Regions from separate parts of the Homo sapiens genome. Here region 1 is linked to region 2. A link is an interaction called in ENCODE POLR2A ChIA-PET data of the cell type or tissue named here. Cell type or tissue: GM12878. All regions are shown on one strand. Each heading gives the region's core, and the rest is flanking DNA. Links, peaks and the distances in the headings are about the cores only. Region 1 overlaps COL4A5 (collagen type IV alpha 5 chain). Region 2 overlaps COL4A5 (collagen type IV alpha 5 chain).

The links. Peaks named below come from ENCODE experiments on the same cell type or tissue, not always from the same donor. Only the 100,000 strongest peaks of a DNase experiment are listed, where the experiment ranks them.
Region 1: POLR2A ChIA-PET joins it to region 2 with 7 read pairs; 2 of 35 experiments call an interaction of 5 or more read pairs at or near these places.

Annotation. Positions count from the first base shown.
Region 1 is chrX:108,581,282-108,590,968 of GRCh38, reverse strand. It overlaps COL4A5 (collagen type IV alpha 5 chain), which reads right to left. Exons shown (of 53, transcript NM_033380.3): 17 at 8,032-8,085; 18 at 6,444-6,485; 19 at 4,222-4,354. Among named protein-coding and RNA genes, the nearest start is that of COL4A5, 150 kb to the right of the region's middle. In GM12878, for the core only: a CTCF peak has its summit at 6,165 (motif pointing left); a DNase peak (open chromatin) is centred at 6,154.
Region 2 is chrX:108,636,880-108,646,566 of GRCh38, reverse strand. All of the region lies in intron 36 of COL4A5 (collagen type IV alpha 5 chain), which reads right to left. Among named protein-coding and RNA genes, the nearest start is that of IRS4-AS1, 95 kb to the left of the region's middle. RefSeq lists an enhancer at 3,878-5,077. In GM12878, for the core only: no CTCF peak of the experiment used is centred there; a DNase peak (open chromatin) is centred at 5,542.

The sequences.
Region 1 (9,687 bases), core at 1,332-9,331, 56 kb after region 2:
TTTAACATATAATTCTGGTTATGTTATTTTTTTTCTATGAGACTCAAAAGTCTGAAAAAAAGGTTGAAAAGTTTCAAAGAATGTAAGTAACAGTTTGAGGGTAGGAAATAATAATTTAAAGTAGGTTTACTACTTTTGGAAATTACTAGTAACCCCATCCTTTGACAATCTGTTCTTATAATCTCAAAAATACCGGAAAGTCATTAGCAAGATAAAAAGGTATTTCAAAGTTACCATATAAACATGGCTCTGTTTCCGGACATTCTTCTGTTACACTGGTGATTCATGCACCATTAACACACTTTTTAGTTACTATGACTTTATAATGTTTTCAAAACTGCTAAGGAAAATACGCTCATCTTTGTTCATTTTTAAAACCATCTACAAATTTACTTTTCTAAATAAATTTTTCAGTTTCATTTTCAAAAACTGGTTGGGATTCTGAATGGGATTAATTTGAAGTTAAAGATTATTTTTTGGTAGAATCAACTGTTTATTATATTGGTTTTTCACATCAAGTAATAATTAAATTTATTTCTCTATTTAGTAATTTTATATTATTTAATAATAATTTACAAAATTCTGCAAAGAAGTCTTACACATGTATTGTTGGGGTTATTCTACTGTGAATTTTAATACTATTACTATTGTGAAGTGTATTTTTTTCTCTTGTACGTTTGCTGGTGAAGAGGAAGGCAAATTAAGTATGCTACTCAGATCTGGCCATCTTGCACACATATTCTCTTTAAGTTCTGGGAATTTGTCAATGGATTTTTTAAAGCTTTCTGGTAGATAATCAGATGGTCTCTGAATAACTGAAATTATTTCTTGCCCAAATCTGTTATTTTATGACTTTTTAATAATAGCCATTCTAATGTGTTAGTATCTCATTGTGGTTTTACTTTGCATTTATTTGCTGATTAGTGATGTTAAGCATTTTTTCATGTTTGTTGGCCACATATATGTCTTATTTTAAGAAGTGTTCTGTTCATGTCTTTTGCCCAGTTTTTAATGGGGTTATTTTTTTCTCTTATTGATTTGTCTAAGTTCCTTATATTAATAGATTCTGGATATTAGTCCTTTGCCAGATGCACAGTTTACAATTATTTTCACCCATTCTGTAGGCTATTTACTCCACTGATTGTTTCTTTTGCTGTGCAGAAGCTCTTTAGTTTAATTAAGTCCCAATTGTCTATTGTTGTTTTGGTTACATTTACTTTTGAAGTCTTAGTCATAAATCTTTACCTAGGTCAATGTCCAGAAAAGTTTTTCCTGCATTTTCTTCTAGAATTTTTATAGTTTCAAGTTTTGAATTTAATTATATTTCATACTATATTAGAATTGCTAAACCAGCTTTTTTATGTATAGCATTTGCCCAATATATACTGCATTATTTTCAGATTGTATCTGTCACTTTGCTTTAGATATGTCTACTGTGCACTATATATAGGTATTTTTAATTTCAATTTTATTTTAGTCACTGTCTTTTAATCAGTGTTTAGTCCTTTCAAATTTGTTGGAGTTACTGACTTATTTTTAATTTCTTCTTGTCACCTTATATTTTATTTTCTATTTACCCAGATTTGTCTTTATTTTGCCCCCATCTTAACTTATACTATATATGAGACTTTTAGTCATTTTCTTTCTTCAATTGGTGTGTATGTTATACATTTTATTTCTATTCTTCTCTAGTGGCTACTATTAACATTTTAACCTATGTACTTAAACATGTATACATTTCTAAAAATTTATACAGTTAACAAGATTTATATTATCTTTCCCTAACAAGACAAAAACTCTTATCCTTATTCTCTCTGCATCTACACATCACGTTAATAATGTTTACAATTATAGCTCCAAGTTGTTACTTAAAACACCTTTTTAAAAAATAACCAGTACTGATTTAGACTTAATATGCTTTACTAATATATTTTCTAAGCTTTGGTTCTTGCATCCTACCGCTATTCTCATTTTATCCAGAATTCCCTTTTTTCTTTTTGGAGTAAAACCTCCAGTAACTATTTCAGAGACAGTCTGAAGGTGTTAAACTTCCTATGTATCTCATCTTCACATTAGGATGATAGTTTAATGTAATACAGAATCCCTAATTCATAGTAATTTGTCCTTATCACTTTGAAAATGTGCTCCATTATCATCCTCTGACTCACTGCTTTGTAGGTGATTGGCCTTTTGTTCTCAAATAGTTTTTAAGAGCTTCTTTTTATCCCTGAATTCTGAAATGTCCCTACAATGTGTCTAGTTATGGACCTTTGCATTACTATTATTTTACTATTGCTTAGTGCTTCATGAGCTTTTTCATAGTGATGCATGTGTTTTTTAATAGATGGAAGTTCTCAGCCATTATTTTTTTTCAAATGCTGCCTCTTGTCCCATTCTCTCCTCCTTGACCTCCCTCATGAGATAATTTTGGAGCTTCTAGGTTTATCTTTCATACCTCTTAACTTTTCATTCATACTTCCCAACTCCTTATCTCTTTTACTGCATCCTGAGATAATTCTTTATTTCAATTTTCCAGATACAGTCTGTATTTAATTCACTATCTTGAGGTTAGGAATCTGAAGTTCACATTTAGGAATCTGAAGTTTGCATTTAGAGCATAATGGAACCTATATTTATTTTCTTTCTCTTGGGAAAGATCACTGAATATCACTCATCTCATCATTTTAGTATTTCATTAGCCACGTATTTTTGAAGGAAAAGGAATAATAATTTATTGAATATGTATGTGTGCCAGGCACTGTACCACATGCATCTAGAAATCTTACGGAAATCACTATTATTACCCTATTTCAGAGAACATTCAAATAAACATTCTAGATAAGGGCAGTACTCAATTTGTGGCCAAATTAGAAATGTTCCACTATACTGTGTGTTTTCAAAGGGAATAATATAAAACTCAGTATTGAGCTCTAAGATTTTATTGTATAACAAAATCACCATGGGGATTTCTAGTTAGGTATTTCTGAAATTTTAGGTGGATAACGCTGCTTGCCATTTTTATACAGGAAATCTTGCAAAACTAGGCATTACTTGGGGAGAATATCCTTCCCTATTAGCATGAAAAGTGTGATGATTTGCCTACTAAATTAAGAATTGTTTGGTGTAATTTATTAATAATAAAATATACCCCAGTTAATATGGCTATCATCAAAAAGACAAAAAATAACAGATGCTGCAAGGATGCAGAGAAGAGGGAACTCTCACACACTGTTGGTGGGAATGTAAATTAATGCAACCATTATGAAAAAAAGTATGGAGGTTCTTCAAAAAACTAAAAATAGAACTACCATATGTTCCAACAATCTCACGTCTGGGTATATATTCAAAAGAAAATAAATTAGTAATTCAAAGAGATATCTGCACTTCCATGTTTATTGTAGCAATATTCACAATAGCCAAGATATGAAATCAACCTGAATGTTCATCAGTGGATGAACAGATAAAGGAAATGTGGTATAAATACACAATGGAATATTATTTGGCCATAAAAGAACGGAGTTCTATCATTTGCAGCAACATGGATGAGCCTGAAGGACATTACGTTAAGTGAAATAAACCAGGCACAGAAAGGCAAATACAAATGCATGTTCTCATTCTTACGTAGGAGGTTAAAAAAAAAAAGTTGATCTCATGGAGGTGGAGAGTAGAATGATGGTTACCAGGGGCTGGGAAGGGTCGGGGGAAATGAAGAAAGGTTGGTTAATGGGTACAAACATACAGTTAGATAGAAGCAATAAGTTTCAGTGTTTGGTAGCACAGTAGATTCACAGCAGTTAACAACAACTTACTGTATATTTCAAAACAGCTAGAAGAGAAGATTTTGAATGTTCCCAACATAAAGAAAAGATAAATACTTGAGGTAATGGATATTCTAGTTACCTTGATTTAATCATTATACATTGGACTCATGTATTAAAATATCACATGTATCCCATAAATATGTACAATTATGTATCAATAAAAAATAAAATGTAGAAATAGGAATCTTAGGATTAAAGGACACTATTCACTTGGGCTTTTTTAAAGTACAAGTGAGTAATATGGTGAGAGAAGGTATAGTAAGAGTTGGGAAGTATCTGTCAATTAAAAAGGACTTGTGTCTCCTACTTCCATGCTGACCATGGAACTAATGTGATAAAAAGTATACATGGATTAGTAAGGATGCTATAAGAACAAGGCCATAAATGCAATCTCATTTACCTGGAGGTCCAGGAAGGCCAGGTGGACCCTGTATTCCAGGAAATCCTCGCTCTCCTTTTTCTCCAGGCAACCCAGGCAACCCAATGTTTCCTTTTTCTCCTATAGTTATACCAGTCCCAGGTCTAGGAATTACCTTTATTACCAAAGAAAAAAAAAATAAAGAAATGCAAAGAAGAAAAGCCTTGTTCTCCTGAAAACATTATGGGAGCTACATATGATTACAATGTCATCATTTTCACATAGTTTATGAGTCACATTTTGTATCACTCCCATCCTCCAACTGATTAGAAAATGTCCAATACAAGTAACAACATTACCATGTTCCTGAGCCCGAAGCATATAAAACTAAAAGTATTTTTGATGTCTCTTCTCCTATAATTCACATTCAATTCATTCCAATCTCCTAAGCCTGACAATTCTTTACAGAAAACGTCTCTCCAATTTGCTCCCTTGATTTCTGCTGCCACAGCTATATTATCAACTCACACTTAGAGTAATAGAAGCACCTCTGATCTTGTCCCTTGAATTCCAATCTATTGTTAGGATATGCTTCCTCAAAAACCATTTGTGTGTGTGTGTTAACTATTCTGCTTAAGGACTCAAAATTGCTCACTACTTTTTACTATAAGTGCTGCTACTTTTAATCCTGAACTGTAAGTCACCTCTCACTTCCAATACTTCTCTCACCTATTTAATCTCCTACTACGTCTTACAATAAATTTTTATTATAGTGAAGTCTGTCTGATTCTAACCATTTCATTCAACTTGCACGTTCTTGTCTATGTCTTTGCATATTTCATTCCAAACATGTGTAATGCCTTTCCCCAATCTTTCTCTTTATTAACCCACATTTATTTCTTCCTTTAAAAAAGAAAACTCCCCCATAAATATATATACCTACTATATACCAAAAAAATTTAAAAATAAAACCCATGTTCTTTATTGATTAAACCCAACTAACTAATCATTTCTTTTTACTCTGTATTCTTGTAACTCATTAAGTATTTTCTTAAAAAACTTAATATTAAATAAATTAAATATTAACAAATTCTTCTTATAGACCTATAAAGGTAAATGAACTTCAGATTTAAGAGACTGCCAGTCTGATGTACAAATCAACACCTAATAGCAGTGTGATATTTCATCCTGTCTCTATTGGATGGATATAAGAAATATTCACACAAAAGAAGACAAAAAGTTGTGGGACCTAAGATTGGAATAGTGATTCAAAAGGGAAACTAGGCTGCTAAATAGGACTGTACTCTCAAAATTTCCATTTCTTCTGATACTTATTAAAATTTTATCTTCTCATTTTATAAAGAGATTATTTCCTAGAGGACTGAAGCTGATTTTAAAATGAAAGTGAATAAAAAATATCTAAGATCTTCTTTAAGTATATCCTCATTAGATTTAGTACAGTCCTAAGTATTAATAACTGAGACTCATTATGGATAATACGAATTAAGTTAATGTTACTAACATGTCTGGACACATAAGTTTTCCAACATTCGCACTGTTGCGGCTTCAATGCAGTTTGAAGTCAAGAGTCTTACTAAATTTCAACCAAAGAAAAACCAATATGTTAAACCTCAGCAATGATATTTTATTCCTAATAAGACTGGAAGTATATTTGACTTAAATTTCATAGTGAACACAAACATGACAGAAAATCTGTAGCTCCGCCACCCTCAATTATTCTTTCATAAAGCAGCTTCCTACATGCGTTATTAAAAGTCCCTAGAAAGCACACACTCAGGAAAGAAAGAAGTGTGAATCAGACAATTACAAATTGAGAAAACCTATTAAGACCAAATCTATCTTTCTCCTGAGCTCTGCAGGGGAAAGGACCAATCCCCCACCCCCACCCCAACTTCCCCAAGTTTTGTTTTGTTGTTGTTGTTTTCATTGAACCTTTGTAAGCAACACTTGCACCACCTGCTGGTTGCTTGAGAAATGATCTGGCAATCATGAGGCAAAACAACCCAATGCCATAATTTTAGACCTTTACCATGCAGAAGTAATGCATAGGCAGAACAATACAAAGACCTTGAGGTCAACATTACTGAAGATTTTAGATGTAAAGACTTTTAAGCCAGTAGAAATTGATAATGACTTGAAATTTTGTGTTCTATCAAGAAAAAGTAGGGAGTATGCGATTAAGGCACAAAAATGATAATGCATTAATAAATTTGATAAACGAAGACTAAAAAAAAAAAACTTACAAGTCCAGGAGGTCCAGGTGGGCCAGTGTCACCTTTTTGGCCCTGTTCAATGCAATTGTAAAATAGGTTAGTAAAATTCACATGAAAACATCAATTTCCTCAAGAATATAAGAGAAACTTTCCAAAAAGACCCAGAAATCAATCATAAAATACCTCAAATGAGAAATGCAACATGAAGTAATGAAACAATTCTGAGCTAAGCCTAACCTGTGATGGTGTCTCAGATTTACTAGCTATGTAATCTTCACCAAGTTAATTAACTTCTCTGGTTTATATAGAAAGAATAAAGATTTTTGGACCAGAGTTTTAAGGTATTTCTAGTTGTAATATTCTTTGATTTTTAAGATTCCTATTTCTAGCCAACTACAAATACTCTATAAAGAAGATAATAGAAAAAAAATGGTAGCACTAGAATCAGTGAAAAAATTACTTTTTTTTTTTTTTTTTTTTTTACATTTAGCCATGTTTCTTCTCATAAAACTAGTCAAGGACATAAATGTAGTGCCATTTCTATTAGTGACAGACATTTTAGATGTGATGGACTTAACTATCATCAATAATAGCTAGTAAATCTGAATTGCTTTCATGAGCTTGCTCTTAGAAGCTAATGAAAGACAAGTTCAGATAAAACTTTTATCCTTGATTAGTAGCTACAACAGCATGAAAAAAACCACAATATTCAATATTCAAGTGTTACTCTACTACTGGCCAAGACACAAGGATGGTCTTTTTCATACTTCTATTCTGACTCTAAACTTGTTCATAGAAGCCATCCATCTATATACAAATACTATTTGACAAAAAATCATTTTATCGGAGTATTTCCTACCTCCATCTATTCTAATTGTGCCTTTTAAGCCATGCTAGAACTTGGACCTAATTTAAAAATAAACCACCATTAAAATATGTGCCTTCTGGGTACATTCAAGTTTGTAACGCCTTTCCTTCCTTGCCTGAAAAACCAAAAAGCTTTCAGTTTTTGATACGAAGCAATTAAAAACAAGAGGGATTGGAGGACTGGTTATTTTGTGCCCTGCTAAAAATCTGGTAATTGTATGCTTCATACAATCTTTCAAAGTCACTTGAAAAATAGGTAACTAAATAAATGACCTCAGTCAGACTGCATTGGCCCAGTAGGGGGGAAAAAACAACAAAGAATTAGCCACAGACTTACAGACAATAATTGCATACAGAATGGAAATGTTTAGTGGCGACGTTCTACATTCACAGTTATAAGCCTTTTTAGTAAGAGGACCTCACTAAAATAGTGCTGAATTCTCTTTGTGGAAAAAAAGAAGTTTTGCCGATACATGCTCAAAGTAAAGGCAATGACTTTTCACAGTGGAAATGCTAAAGTTAAACAATGCTTAATGTATTTCTGCAACATGGACTGTGATTTATGGCAATGGAATAAAATTTAGCAAGTGTGGTATAAAAGAAAAATGAGCAAAAGATGAATAAAGAAGGCATATTTTGAATATAAAAGCTAGTTATGTAGACTTTTTCCATTTATAACTCAAGCCTGGGAGAAGAAAAGGATTATTTTAGCTAGACTAAACCAGTCACTTCAAAGTATTAAAATTCTTACCTTTTCACCATCCCTTCCGGGTTCACCAGGGTAACCAGGATCACCAGGCAAACCCTTTAAAACATAGAGGATAGGGTGACATCAGCACAAATGATGGTGTTAGGAAATCTCCAAAGATTGTCTTCTCCATAGAAGCAATGAGAATACTGGCAAAAATGGTCAGTCAGAATTAACTTTCAGAACTTAACCAAAGCTTGCAGCAATTCAAGGAGTGTTTTCTCAGAAAAAAAAAAAAAAAAAAAGCTGAATCTTGGTGAGAACTCAGAGCTTTGTGGCATTTTAACTTGCTCTATTCCTACCACCTCTCAGAGATTTATGGCATTTTAACTTGCTCTATTCCCACCACCTCTCAGAGCTTTGTGGCATTTTAACTTGCTCTATTCACACCACCTCTCCTCACAATCAAGGTGAAAACCAGCAGCCTAGCAGCAATTGGAGAGGAAAGAACAGGGTTGGAGCTCCTTCAAAGCCCCATATCCAGAGAATTATCATTATTTGATCTGTCTGCTGGTTCAAAAGAAGGCTATTTGCAAGGCTGCCTTTATTTGACCCAACTTGGGTTCTCCCAGTGCAAACAGAGAACAAGAGAACAGCCTCCCCACCCCGCAACCCCAATTTGTTGAAAACACTAAGAGGCAATTGTTGAATATCACAGCTGCCTGAATCAAGACAAAGACCAATTGTTCCAAAAGAAGCCAGGAACTGAGGCCCTGAATTTACCTCTTGATATTTTATAATATAAAATATTTTTGAACTAGAGATTGTAAGTTGAGGATTGCCTGTTTAGTAAAATATCCTGAAACCAATTTATCTGAATTTAGTAATTCTAACCTGTCTTGTTAAGAATTATCCTTTTCCCTTAGAATAACTTACAAATTTCATCAAATATTCTCTCTGTCTTTGAAAAACTCTTGCCTACTGCGGATACTCTTGATACTGAAGCTGCTTGAAATAATGTTCTTGGACTTACATATTTTATTTCCCATGCCCCTTTTTGGTAGTAAGTAGAAGAATTACCTGTCAAAACTTTTACTGAAAAAACATGTTCACACACACACAAAAAAACTGTATGGGAATATTTATATTCATATAAATATTTTTATATGAATATAAAAGTTTTATTCATAATGGCCAAAACACAGAAATAACCAAAATATCCTTCAATGTGTAAATGGACAAACAAACCATGGTATATTCAAACTATCAAATACTACTCAGCAATAAAAAAATGAACTGATACACAATTCAATGTATTATGTTATGTGAAAGGATCCTGATTCGAAAGGCTACATACAATATGATCCAATGTATCTGACATTTGGGAATAGGCAAAATTAAAGAGATTGACAAAAGATCAGTCGTTATAAGGGGGTTGGGATAGGGGAATAGGGAGGGGATAACTAAAAAAGAGCATGAGGGAACTTTTGAAGGTGATGGAAGTGTTCTTGATTATGGTGGTGGTGACACAACTGTATGTGTTTGTCAAACACAGAACTGTAAACTAAAAATAGTTCCTTTTACTTTATGTAAATTATATCTCAATAAATCTGACTTTAAAAAATAGAGGAACCTCAAATTTATATTTGGTGTAACTGGATTGTTTGTAATGCAAAGGATAAATGCTTGAGGGGATGAATACCCCATTCTCTGTGATGT
Region 2 (9,687 bases), core at 966-8,965:
GCACAGCAAAAGAAACTACTATCAGAGTGAACAGGCAACCTACAGAATGGGAGAAAATTTTTGCAATCTACTCATCTGACAAAGGGCTAATATCCAGAATCTACAATGAACTCAAACAAATTTACAAGAAAAAAACAAACAACCCCATCAAAAAGTGGGCAAAGTATATGAACAGACACTTCTCAAAAGAAGACATTTATGCAGCCAAAAAACACATGAAAAAATGCTTATCCTCACTGGCCATCAGAGAAATGCAAATCAAAACCACAATGAGATACCATCTCACACCAGTTAGAATGGCGATCATTAAAAAATCAGGAAACAACAGGTGCTGGAGAGGATGTGGAGAAATACGAACACTTTTACACTGTAGGTGGGACTGTAAACTAGTTCAACCATTGTGGAAGTCAGTGTGGCAATTCCTCAGGGTTCTAGAACTAGAAATACCATTAGACCCAGCCATCCCATTACTGGGTATATACCAAAGGATTATAAATCATGCTGCTATAAAGACACATGCACATGTATATTTATTGTGGCACTATTCACAATAGCAAAGACTTGGAACCAACTCAAATGTCCAACAATGATAGACTGGATTAAGAAAATGTGGCACATATACACCATGGAATACTATGCAGCCATTAAAAATGATGAGTTCATGTCCTTTGTAGGGACATGGATGAAGCTGGAGACTACCATTCTCAGCAAACTATCGCAAGGACAAAAAACCAAACACCGCATGTTCTCATTCATGGGTGGGAGTTGAACAGTGAGAACACATGGACACAGGAAGGGGAACATCACACATCAGGGACTGTTGTGGGGTCGGGGGAGGGGGGAAGGAGAGCATTAGGAGATATACCTAATGCTAAATGACGAGTTAATGGGTGCAGCACACCAACATGGCACATGTATACATATGTAACAAACCTGCACATTGTGCACATGTACCCTAAAGCTTAAAGTATAATAATAATAATTTTAAAAAAAAGTAACCAAGATCTGGGAGCTAGATATGCTTCCCATTTTAATACTAATTGTAAAAAAAAAAAAAGATGGGAGGGTTTTATTTTTCCAGGAATTTAGCCATCTCTTCTAGGTTTTCTAGTTTATGTACATAAAGGTGTTCATAGTAGCCTTGAATAATCTTTTTTATTTCAGTGGTGTCAGTTGTAATATCTCCTGTGTCATTTCTTAATGATGTTCTTTGGATTTTCTCTCTTCTTTTCTTAATCTTGGTAATGGTCTACCAATTTTATTTATGTTTTTGAAGAAGCAGCTATTTGTTTCATTTATCTTTTGCAATTCTTTTTTGTTTCAATTTCATTTAGTTCTGCCCTGATCTTGGTGACTTCCTTTCTTCTGCTGGGTTTGGGTTTGATTTGTTCTTGATTCTCTAGTTCCTTGAGGTGTGACCTTGGAATGTCAGTTTGTGCTCTTTTCGTCTTTTTGATGTAGGCATTTAGGGCTAAGAACTTTCCTCTTTGCACCACCTTTGCTGTATCCCAAAGGCTTTGATAGGTTATATCATTATTATCGTTCAGTTCAAACAATTTTTTAATTTTCATCTTGATTTCATTTTTGACCCAATGCTCATTTAGGAGCATGTTTCTTTTCTTTGCTTTCTTTTTTTTTTTTTTTTTTGTTGTTGTTGTTGTTGTTTGGAGACGGAGTCTTGTTCTGTCACCCAGGCTGGAGTGCAGTGGCATAATCTCGGCTCACTGCAACCTCCGCCTCCCGGGTTCAAGTGATTCTCCTGCCTTGGCCTCCTGAGTAGCTGGGATTACAGGTGCCTGCCACCATCCCCAGCTATTTTTTGTAATTTTAGTAGACATAAGGTTTCACCATGTTGGCCAGGCTAGTCTCAAACTCCTGACCTCAGGTGATCTGCCCAAACTGGCCTCTCAAAGTGCTGGGATTACAGGCGTGAGCCACCATGCCCGGCCCGAGAGGAAGTTGTTTAAATTCCATGTATTTGCAGATTCCTTTTGGATTTGATTTCCAGTTTTATTCCACTGTGGTCTGAGAGTGCTTGACATGATTTCAATGTTCTTAAATTTATTGAGGCTTCTTTTATGGCCTATCATATGGTCTATCTTGGAGAAAGTTCGTGGGCTTTTGAATAGAATGTGTATTCTGTGGTTGTTGGATGGAATGTTCTGTATATATCTGTTAAGTCCATTTGTTCCAAGGTATAGTTTAAATCTATTGTTTCTTTGTTGACTTTCTGTTTTGATGACCTGTCTAGTGCTGTCAGTAGAGGATTGAAGTTCCTCAGTATTATTGTGTTGCTGTCTATCTCATTTCTTAGGTCTATTAGTAATTGTTTTATAAATTTGGGAACTCCAGTGTTAGGTGCATATATATTTAGGATTGTGATATTTTCCTGTTGGACAAGGCCCTTTAGCATTATAGAATGTCCCTCTTTGTCTCTTTTAACTGTTGTTGCTTTAAAGTTTATTTTGTCTGATAGAACAATAGCTACTCTTGCTCGCTTTTGGTGTCTATTTGCATGAAAGGCTTTTTTCCACTCCTTTAAGTTTATGTGAGTCCTTATGTGTTAGGTGAGTCTCCTGAAGGCAGCAGATCATTGGTTGGTGAGTTCTTATCCATTCTGTAGTTCTATATCTTTTAAGTGGAGCATTTAGGCCATTTACACTCAATGTTAGCATTCAGATGTGAGGTACCATTGCATTCATCATGCTATTTGTTGCCTGCGTACCTTGGTATTTTGGGGTTTTTATTTTTGCCTTTTAACTTGTAGTTTTGTTTTGTAGGTCCTATGTGATTTATGCTTTAAAGAGGTTCTGTTTTTATGTGTTTCCAGGATTTGTTTCAAGTTTTAGAGCTCCTTTCCTCAGTTCTTGTTGTGGTGGCTTGGTAGTGGCGAATTCTCTCAGCATTTGTTTGTGCGAAAACAACTGTATCTTTCCTTAATATATGATGCTTAGTTTCACTGGATACAAAATTCTTGGCTGATAATTGTTTTGTTTGAGGAGGCTGAAGATAGGGCCCCAATCCCTTCAAGCTTGTAGGGTTTCTGCTGAGAATTCTGCTGTTGATCTGACAGGTTTTCCTTTATAGGTTACCTGGTGCTTTTGCCTCACAGCTCTTAAGATTCTTTCCTTCATCTTATCTTTAGATAACCTGATGACGATGTCCCTAGGCAATGATCGATTTGTGATGAATTTCCCAGGTGTTCTTTGTGCTTCTTGTATTTGGATGTCTAGGTCTCTAGCAAGGCTGGGGAAGTTTTCCTTAATTATTCCCCAAATATGTTTTCCAAACTTTTAGATTTCTCTTCTTCCTCAGAAACACCGATTATTCTTAGGTTTGGTTGTTTAACATAATCTTAGACTTCTTGGAGGCTTTGTTTATATTTTCTTATTCTTTGAGCTCTGAATTTCTTTCTTCTACTTGTTCAATTCTATTGCTGAGACTTTCCAGAGCATTTTGCATTTCTATAAGTGTGTTCATTGTTTCCTGAAGTTTTGATTGTTTTTATTTATGCTATCTATTTCCTTTAATATTTCTCCATCCAATTGTTGTATCATATTTTGGATTTCCTTACATTGGGCTTCACCTTTCTCTGGTGCCTCCTTGATTAGCTTAATAAGTAACCTCCTGAATTCTTTTTCAGGTAAATCAGGGATTTCTTCTTGGTTTGGATCCATTGCTGGTGAACTAGTGTGACTTTTTTTTTTTTTTTTTTTTTGGAGAGGGGGAGTGTTAAAGAGCCTTGTTTTTTCATATTACCAGAGTTGGTTTTCTGGTTCCTTCTCATTTGGGTAGGCTTTGTCACAGGGTAGGTCTAGGGCTGAAGTCTGTTTTTCTGATCCCTTTGTCCCATGGGATGTTCCCTTGATGTAGTACTCTCCCCCTTTTCCTATGGATGTGGCTTCCTGTGAGGGGCACTGCAGTGATTATTGTCTCTCTTCTTGGTTTAGCCACCCAGAAAGTCTACCCAGCTCTCAGCTGCTACTGAGAATTGTCTGCACAAAGTCCTGTGATGTGAACTGTCTATGGTCTCTCAGCCATGGGTACGAGCACCTCTTCCAGTGGAGGTGGCAGGGGGTGAAATGTACTCTGTGAGGGTTCTTATCTTTGGTGGTTTAATGCTCTATTTTGGGGCTGGTTGGCTTCCTGCCAGGAGGTGGCACTTTCCAGAAAGCATCAGCTGTGGTAGTATGGAGAGGAACCAGTGGTAGGTGGGGCCCTAGAAATCTCAAGATTATATGCCCTTTGTTTTCAGCTACTAGGGTGGATAGGAAAGGCTCATCAGGTGGGGGCAGGGCTAGGGACCTCTGAGCTCAGACCCTCCTTGGGCAGGTCTTATTGTGGCTGCTGTGGGGGATGGAGGTGAGGTTCCCAGATCAATGGGGTTGTGTACCTAGGAGGATTATGGGTGCCTCTGCTGAGTCATGCAGATTGTCAGAGAAGTGGGGGAAAACCAGCAGTCACAGGCCTCACCCAACTCCCACACAAATCAAAGGGCCGATCTTACTCCCACTGTGCCCCTATTAACAGCCCCAAGTCTGTTTCCAGGTGGTGGGTGAGCAGGGCTTGAGAACTTGCCGCAGGCTACCTGCCACCAAGCTGCAAAAGAAAAGGGCTTGGTTCTTCCCCCATCTGTGGAGTCTGCACACTGGATTCATGCCCTCCCCCGAGTTCTGGCCAGGAGGCTTCTCGCCTGGTTCAAATTGTTACAAAGTTCAGCTGGAGGCTTCCTTCTCCCTGTGGTGCTTTCCTCCACTCCTCTGGCTGCCCTCCCGATGGATCCCTGTGGTGCCAGGCAGGAATGGCCTGCTTGGTGACCCAGCAAGCCCCCAGGGCCTTTCCTGCTGCTTCCTCTACCCCTGTATTTCACTTGGCTCTCTAAATGGACTCAGCTCCAGGTAAGGTCAGAAACTTCTCCCACAAACAGACCTCCAGTTTCTCCAGTGGCGGTGTGTATTTGGGAGAGAAGGATCTCCACTTTCCACTTCTATATTTGGGGCACTCACAGTATTTGGGGTGTCTCCTGGGTCCTGCAAGAGAAGTCCACTTCCTTCAGAGGGTCTGTGCATCCTCTTGTGATTACTGGTTTGTTGTTGCAGTTGATCTGGAACTAAATTCACAATGCGTACCTCTGTATGCTGCTCTGTCTGTCCGAGTTGGAGCTGTAATCCAGTCCTGTCTCCCGTCCACCATGATGATCCTCACTCTCCTCAATTTTCTCTGGGATAGCACATTTTGTTTAGCCATTCTTGTGATTTGGGTTTTCTTCACTTTTGGCTGCTGTGAGTATTCAAGTACAAGTTTCTGTGCAGAAATACAGCTTCATTTCTCTTGGGAAAATACCTAGGAGTGGAATTGCTGAGCCATATGATAACTCTTTATTTAACTTTTTGAGGCACTGTCAAATATTTTTTCACAGCAGCTGCATCATTTTACATTCCCACTGGCAATGCAAAAGGGTTCTAATTTCTTCACATCCTTGCCAACATTTGTTATTTTCTCTCTTTATTATGCCTACTCAAGTAAGTGTGAAGTGGTATCTCAATGTGGTTTTGATTTGCATTTTCATAATGACTAATGAGGTTAAACACCTTTTCATGTACATACTGGCCATTTGTACATCTTTCTTAGAGAAATAGCTATTCAATTCCTTTGTTCATTTTTTCACTTAAAAATATTTTATTTTTAACTGATAAAAACTATATACATTTATAGAGTATGATGTGATGTTATGATACATGTATACATTGTGAAATGATTAAATCAAGCTAATTAATATTTTCATTTTATGTGGCTTTTTAGAGTATCAAAATATACAAAACATAAATCTTACCATTTTAATTATTTTTAAGGGTATAGTCCTGTGGCATAAACAACATTCACACTTTTTGCAACCATCACCACCATATATCTCCAGAATTTTTTTTATCAACCCAAACGGAAACCTTATACTCATATCCACAATGAAATTAGTTAACACATCTAGCACTTCACCGAGTTACAATTTTTTTTTCAGTGTGTGGTGAAAGCAATTAAGATCTACTCTCAACAAATTTCAAGTATACAACACAATATTTTAAACTATAGTGCCCATGCTGTACATTTGATCCCTAGAGTTTATTCATCTTATAACTAACTAAATGTTTGTACCCTTTGGCCAATATCTCCTTATTTTCCCCTCCCCCAACCCTGAGCAATTACCATTCTACCTTCTGTCTCTATGAAATTGACTGTTCTAGGTACCTTATGTAACTGGGGTCATGTAATATTTGTCTTTTTATAACTGGCTTATTTCACTTAGCATAACGGCTTCAAAGTTAATCCATATTGTAGTATGTATCAGAATATTATTCCATTTTAAGGTCAAAAAATATCTATTGTGTGTGCATACCACATTTTATTACACATTCCTCTATCAATGGACATTTGGGATGCTTCCACCTTGTGACTTGTGAATAATGTTGCTAGAAGCATGGCTACAAAAACATCTCTTTGAGGTCCCATTTTTGTTTTCAATTATGTTAGATGTGTCTCCAGAAGTGAAATTGCTAGATCATATGATAATTCTGTGTTTACTTTTGAAGAACTGCCATAATGTTTTCCATAGTGGCTGCACAATTTTACATTCCTACTAGCAATACAGGAGAGTTCCAACTTCTCCACATCCTCACCAACACTTGTTATTTACTGTTTTTTATATAATAGCCTTCTTAATGGGTATGAAGTGTTATCTCACTGTAGAATTGACTGCATTTCCCTAATGATTAGTGATGTTGACCATCTTTTCATGTACTAATTTGCCATTTGTATATCATCTTTGAAGAAAGGTCTATTCAAGTCATTTGCTTATTTCTGAATTGGGTTGTTTGATGGCTTTTGTTATTGACTTGTAGGAGTTCTTTTTAAAATTCTGGAAATTAATCTTTTACCAGATATACAATTTACAAATATTTTCTTCCATCCCATGAGTTGCCTTTTCACTCTATTAGTAGTGTTCTTGGATGCACAAAAGCTTAACATTTTGATGTTGTCCAATTAATCTATTTTTTCTTTTGTTGCCTGTGATTTCGGTGTCATATCCAAGAAATCATTGAAAAAAATCTAATGTCATGAGGCATGTTGTCCCATGTTTTCTTCTAAGAGTTTTATAGTTTTAGGTCTTACATTTAGGTCTTCATTCTTTTTTGAATTAATTTTATATATGATGTAAGAAAATGGTTCAACTCCATTCTTCTGCATATGGACATTCATTTTACCCAGCATGCATTTGTTGAACGCCTTTCCCCATTGAGCACCCTTGTCAAAGATCATTCAACTACAGACCAGAGATTTTATCTCTGGTCTATCTATTACATTGGTCTATTTGCTGTCTTTATGTCAGCACCACACCGCTTTGATTACTATAACTTTGTAATATGTTTTCTAATAAAAAATTATTATGAGTCCTCCAACCTGGTTCTTTTTTAGAATTGTTTTGGCTAGTTGGGGTCCCTTGAGATTTCCTTGTGAATTAGACTAAGTTTTTCGTTTCTGGAAAAAAAAATGCCATTGGAGTTTTGATAGGCGTTGCATTGAATCTGTGTATTGCTTTGGGTAGTATGGACATTTTAACAGTATTAAATCTTCCATTTATTTCTGTCTTCTTTAATTCCTTTTAGCAATATTTTGTAGTCTTCAGAGCACAAGTCTTCCACCTTCTTGGTTAGGTTTATTCTTAAGTATTTTATTCTTTTTGATGCAACTGTAAATTTAATTTTCTTAATTTCCTTTTTGGAATGTTCATTGTTGATGCATCAAAACATTCAAAACTGACTGCTGTGTGTTGATTTTTTATCCTGAATCTTTGCTGAATTTGTTTATTAGTTCTACCTATTTTCCGCATATATGGTATCTTTGTAGAGTTTTCTACATAGCATTATATCATCTCTGAACAAAGATAATTTTACTTCTTCCATTCCAATTAAGATGACTTTTATTTCTTTTTCTTGCCTAATTGGTCTGGCTAGGAATTCCAGTACTATGTTGAAAGGAAGTAGTAAAATTAAGAATCCTTAACTTCTTCTTGGTCTTAGAGGAAAAGCATTCAGACTTTTACCATTGTTAGCTGTGGGTTTTTTCATATATGACCTTTATAATAAGTAGATAGTTCGCTTCTATTCCTAGCTTGTGGTGTGTTTTTTTAATCATGAAACAGTGTTGAATTTTGTCAAATGCTTTTTTTTGCATTAATTAAGTGATCATGTGGGATTTCTCCTTCATTCTGTTAGTGTGATGGTGTATTACACTAATGATTTTTGTATGCTGAACTATCCTTGCATCCCAGGAAAAAATCTCACTTGACCATGGCATATAATCCTTTTAATATGCTGTTGAATTCAGTATGCTAGTATTTTGTTAAGGATTTTTTGCATCAATATTCATAAGGGATTTTGGTCTGTAGCTTTCTTTTATTGTAGTGTCTTTGTCTGGATTTGGTATCAGGGTAATCCAGGTATAATATAATGAGTTTGGAAGTGTTCCCTCCTCTTCAATTTTTTTGGAAGACCTTGAAAACAAATGCTGTTAATCCTTCTTTAATTGTTTGGAAAATATTTGGGAGGCTGAAGATCACTTGAGCCCACAAGGACAAGGCTGCAGTGAGCCGTAACTGCACCACTGCACTCCATCCAGCATGGGCAACATAGCGAGACCCTGTCTCAAAAAAAAAAAAAAAGATTGGTAGAATTCACCAGTGTAGCCATCTGGTCCTGAGCTTTTCTTTATTGGAAGGTTTTTGATTACTGAGTCAATCTTCTTACTCACTTTAGGTCTATTCATATAATCTACTTCTATGATTCAGTCTTGGTAGATTGTGTCTTTCTAGGAATTTGCCCATTTCATCCAGGTTATCTAATTTGTTAGCAAACACCTGTTCATAGCAGTCTCATATATTTTTAGTTCTGTAAGATTGGTAGTAATGTCTCCTCTTTTATTTCTGATTTTAGTTGAGTCTTCTCTCTTTTTCTTGTAGTCAAGCTAGCTAAAACTTTTTCTATTTTGTTATCTTTTTGAAGAAACAACTTTTAGTTTTGTTGACTTCATCTATGATTTTTTTAGTTCTGTATTTTATTTATCTCTGCTCTAATCTTTATTATTTCTTTCTTTCTGCTAGTTTTGGATTTAGTTTTTCTTTTTCTAGTTCTTTAAGATGTAAAGTTAGGTTTTTGATTTGAGATGTTTCTTCTCTAATGTAAGTATTTACAGCTATTAATTTCCCATTTAGCATTGCTTTCACTACATCCTGTACGTTTTGGTATGTTGTGGTTTCATTTTCATTTGTCTCATTATATTTTCTGCCAGACATGGTGGCTCATGCCTGTAATCCCAGCACTTCGGGAGGCCAAGGAGGGTGGATTGCTTGAGGTCAGGAGTTCAAGACCAACTGTCCAACATGGCAAAACCCCATCTCTACAAAAAATTAGCTAAGCATGGTGGTGCGTATCTGTAATCCCAGCTACTCAGGAGGCTGAGGCATGAGAATTGCTTGAGCCTGGAAGGCAGAGGTTGCAGTGAGCCACAATCACGCCACTGCACTCCAACCTGGGTAACAGAATAAGACTCTGTCAAAAAAAAAAAAAAAAAAAAAAAGACATTACATTTTCTAACTACCCTCGTGATTTCTTCTTTGCCTCATTGGTTAAGAGCGTC